Regions from separate parts of the Homo sapiens genome. Here region 1 is linked to region 2. A link is an interaction called in ENCODE POLR2A ChIA-PET data of the cell type or tissue named here. Cell type or tissue: MCF 10A. All regions are shown on one strand.

Evidence for each region. Peaks named below come from ENCODE experiments on the same cell type or tissue, not always from the same donor. Only the 100,000 strongest peaks of a DNase experiment are listed, where the experiment ranks them.
Region 1: POLR2A ChIA-PET joins it to region 2 with 6 read pairs; 2 of 35 experiments call an interaction of 5 or more read pairs at or near these places.

The regions. Positions count from the first base shown.
Region 1 is chr7:123,642,877-123,645,376 of GRCh38, reverse strand. No RefSeq gene overlaps it. Among named protein-coding and RNA genes, the nearest start is that of LMOD2, 12 kb to the left of the region's middle. In MCF 10A, no CTCF peak of the experiment used is centred here; DNase peaks (open chromatin) are centred at 1,116 and 1,366.
Region 2 is chr7:123,769,625-123,772,124 of GRCh38, reverse strand. It overlaps a transcript of HYAL4 not described here. Among named protein-coding and RNA genes, the nearest start is that of WASL-DT, 22 kb to the right of the region's middle. In MCF 10A, no CTCF peak of the experiment used is centred here; a DNase peak (open chromatin) is centred at 1,524.

The DNA of each region.
Region 1 (2,500 bases), 130 kb after region 2:
AGGTTCTGGGAGGTTAAAAAATCCCTGTAAGTATGCCCAGCTAGTAAGTGATGGGTATAATTATGTTCTAATGAGTCCAAACTGCTTCTCACGTTGAGATCTACTAGTTAGGCATTTCAAAATGTATCAAAATGAAAGAAGGATGGGATGAAAGACAAAGATTAGTAATAGAGCATCTAATGCTTCACCTGTGTATAGTAGGTCTACTTATTGTTTGTTAATCTGATTCAAACATGTAATAATGAGTCCCACACAAGCAAATAGAAAGATAAACTGATAATGTTAAAACTGTAAAGACCAAAGAAAAAGATTTTCAGAAAAAAAAATGAGAAATAGCTGAATTTATCAACCAAGTCTTTCATCTTACACAGCAGATGGTGAATATGGAATTCCACTTATGAAACAGGAAACAGATTTAAGTTCTAATAAAAAGAAATTTTACTTGAGGTGGACTAGAAGGTTCTAATAAAGCTCACCTAAAATTTTCATAAAGGAAATTTTCCTAGAGGTGGAGTAGAAGGTCTTCCATTCATTTCAGCAATTACCTGTCCTGAAACCCCGAGTGTTGGTCTGACAAGTTTGGACAGAGTTGTTCGCTGTAGTATTAAGAAGAATGATGTGGAAGGTGAGCACCCAAGACAGCGATCTCCTTGGTATGGTTCCCTCCTCAGGGTCATGACAACTGTCACTTTAGAAGACTCCAGGTCCTGCAGGTAAATGCCACATTAAAGGGCAGAAAAGTTGAGATCTTGCTGTGAATGAGGTCAGAGAGGTAAAGTCAGTTTCAAAGTACAGGAATATGAGGACTCAGTGTGGCCCGACAATGGGACAGTTAGTGCTTGAAAGCTGGTATCTGGTTACTGAGATTTTTTTTTTGAAATTTTATCACGAATATCAAAGGCACTCTCTTTTCACACAGACTCACAGCTCCTAACTGACCTTTACTTCCACAGCGCCCTGTGTTCTTGAGATCTAGGGCTTGTTGAATATTTGCCTTCTCTGATTCCCCCCGGCCGGGAGTCCCCAGTTTCTCTTTGTTCTCCTTTCTAAGGCATCCTCAGTGAATCAGAGCTGGTTTTCAGAGAAGTTACAAAAGACCCATCCCACTGGTAACATGATCCCTTGCCAATTCCTGCCCTTAACAGGACTGGAAACTTTCACTTTTAGCTCTCCAATCTACATGTTTTATTGCATTTGTTTTCTAAAATACATATTTTTAAAAGGTGGAAAAGTTATATTACAAACAAAATGAAAATGTCAGAGGCTGGCAGAACAAGCTACATGTGTTCGGGTTGAGGTCCAGTAAGACTGGTGAAGGCAGCAGGCTTTGTGTTGCCCTTGAAGAATGTGTCATCATCTGCTTTTAATGGCCTTATCAGCAGGGCAAAACCAATAAATCATGTGCTGCCAGCACAAAAACCAAGTGCTTTCCTCCGAGCCAGATGATTCCATTGTTGTGCTGGGCCTCTCTGTGAGGTTGTAAACATGGCATTCTCTGCCAGTAAGACACATGCTCCTCCTGTCATTATTTTTTTTTAAGGAGACATATTGAGGTGAAATTTACATATCATATAACTCACCTACCTTAAGTGTAACGTTCAATGATTTTTTTTCTTCTAGTAAATTTACTGAGTTGTGCAACTATCACCACAAACCAATTTTAGAACATTTCCATGATCTCAAAAAGATCCCTTGTGCCCATTTGTAGTCAACCTTTGTCCCTATGCTCTAGCCCCAAGCAACCTCTAATCTGTTTTCAGTCTCTCAATGTTCACTTTGTCTGGATATTCTATATAAATGGAATTATACAATTTGTGATCTTTTGTGTTTGGCATCTTTCACTTAACCTAATGTGTTTGAGGTTCACTTAACCTAATGTGTTTGAGGTTCACACATGTTGTAGCATGTTAACAAACAGGATCCCATTGTCTGGATACACCACATTGTGTTCATCCATTCACCAATTGATGGACATTTGAATTGTTTCTGATTTTTGGCTATTGTGAATGATCCCTTCCTATTCTTGTTGAGCTAAAAATGATGATATGGAAGGAGCTTGGGATTTGGAGTCAGGTCCTGGGGATTTGGAGTCAAGTCCTAGCTCTGACATTTACTACTTTAGTTAACTAGAAGATTTATTTTCTTTTCTATAGAGTGGAGATAATTAGCCCCTTCCTTCTCCTGTTCCTAGAATAGCTGTAAGAATCAAGTGAGGTGATGTATGTGAAATTCTTTATGAACCGTAAAACCCAGGATAAATGAGAGACATTATTGGAGTAGTCTTTCCAGATGTATTCAAATGGTCTAGATGGTCCTCAAGATATTTTCCATATTCGTAGAACAAATTATGAAGCCTTTGGCTATAGAAAATACCTATACTTTTCTTCTGTGGACTTGGGGTTCTCATCCCTTTTCCCTTATCAAAGTCCATTATTTAAAAAAAATGTTCAGATATCATTCTACCTCTCTTAAATGTACTTGTATTTTAAACCTTAGTTTT
Region 2 (2,500 bases):
AGTCCCATGATCTGCCATCTGCAAGCTGGAGACTCAGGAAAGCCGATGTCAGTCAGTCTGAGTTCAAAGGCCTGAGACCCAGGGGAGCTGATAGTGTAAATCCCAGTCTGAGGGCTGGAGAAGACAAGGTGATGTGTCCCAGCTCAAACAGACAGGCAGGAAGCAAAAGTGGTTAATTTCTCTTCCCTTTCCCTTTTGTTCTACTCAGACCCGCAACAGTTTATATGATGCCCTCCATCTTGGGCAATGTACTTTACTGAGTCCATTAGTTCAAATGCTAATCTCTACATGGATGGGTAAGTTAAAAAAAAAAAAAAAAACCTCAAACCAAACAAACAAAAAACAAGCAAAGAAAACAAACGCTAATCTCATCCAGAAACACCCTCACAGACACTCTCAGAAATAATGTTTAACCTAGGCACCCTGTGGCCAGTGAAGTTCACACACTAACCAATAAGTCAAGTAATTGGTATTATGTACAAACTACCCATAACAAAAATGCCAAAATATCATAACAACTAAAAGGTTTTAAATTGCAACAAGATATTAGTGAGATGAAACACTATGGAAAAAATATATAAGGTTGCCAATGTATGTGAATGATGAGCTGAAGAGAATAACAAGCTGGGTAACTGAAATCAGATACTAGATGCTACTGGCATCTAGTGGGTAGAAGCTAGAGAGGTTGCTAAACATCCAACGCACAGACAGCCCCACAACAAAGAATTATGCAGTCTGAAATATCATTAGTACTAAGATACAGCAACACGTACATGTAGTTTTTGAAATCTGTATCCCTCATTTTGCATGATACCATGTTGACTGAGATTTGGAATCAGTGAATAGTGAGGAAATAATTTCAATAAATATGAGATTCAGTTAACATCGTACCAAGCAAGATGAGGACTGCCTTTATTTATTTGTCAGTTGAAGCTCAACTATCCATGATATTATATCAGGAAAGGAAACATATTTTTAGAAATAGATCTTCTCTTCAGCCTGCTCTTCCCAGGGTAGATTATTTAAAGTTAGGATGCTTAGAACTAACTGGACTTTTTATCTTCTTCTAAAACCTATCTCTTCCTCACCCTCTTTTTCTGTTAATGAAACTACCATTATTTTTTCTCTTCTGTCTCCTGAAGCCCTCCAATAAATTACCAAGCTCTGGTTCTATTCCTACCGTATTTACATTCATTTCCTCCTTCTTATTCTCAGTACCCCATCTCTAATTCATATCTTCTTTTTGCCTTTCACGGACTATAATTGCTTCATAATAAGACACAGAATCTCTGCCATGTAATCCATTTTAAGCATATGTCATATATAAAACCTTTTTTTTTTGATAAATTACTTTTCTTAAAGCACAACTCGGATCATGTAAATTCTTTGCCCCAAAATCTCTACTACTTCCTATTGTCTGCTGAATAATCTGACCCCAACGTACTCTAGTTTCATTTCTCAACACTCCTCTCCATGACTAATGCTCCCCTGAGCAGAATTACTACACTTCATTGTGTGATTACGCCCTGCTCTTCCCCATCTCTGAGCCTTTGTTCACACTGTCCACTCAGCTAGAAACCTCCACCCTGACTCATCTTGTTACCTATCTTTCCAACTTTAATGTTACTTTTTCTCCCAGGTCTTCCCTGGAACTTCCACGGCAGGATTTTTTTTTTTTTTTTTTAGATGGAGTCTCGCTCTGCCGCCCAGGCTTGAGTGCAGTGGCGCGATCTCTGCTCACTGCAAGCTCCGCCTCCCGGGTTCACGCCATTCTCCTGCCTCAGCCTCCCAAGCAGCTGGGACTACAGGCGCCCGTCACCACACCCAGCTAACTTTTTGTATTTTTAGTAGAGACGGGATTTCACGGTGTTAGCCAGGATGGTCTCTATCCTCGTGATCCGCCTGTCTCGGCCTCCCAAAGGGGATTTTTTTTTTATAGCCCACTTATGGTTATGATTTCCAAATGTCAGTTCACAGACAAACCATCAGTGACAAACTTTTCTCCTGTCCATGATGAAATGAACAATGTAGGTGAACGTTTTATAAAGGAATATTTATTTAGTTTAAACTTTATTCTGATATCATGCCCAGCCTTTTATTATTAAAATATCCTCTCTTTTTAAATATTGTTTAAAAAAAAAAACTTTACTTGGCGAAAATAAAAGCTGATAACCACACGTTTGTTATTTCAGTTGCTGAGAGAAATTTCACTGGTCTGTGAAATCCACGAGTCCTCATATCACATTTTACCCAGGATTAGTAAGTGGTCAACTTTTTGTTTAACGGTGTTTTTTTTTTTTTTTCAAGTCTCTTTCACTTACAGATTTGAGGCAGCTATTATTACTCTATGAGGTTATTTACAAAAGGACTGTTTAAACTATAGAGCAGACCGATGTTTGCATTGTGTAGTCTCTTACACTTGACGGTGAATTGTAGTGGACACTGTGATGCATCACCAAGATCCTCCTTCAGGAGGACTTGTTTCCCCCATGCTGGAAGG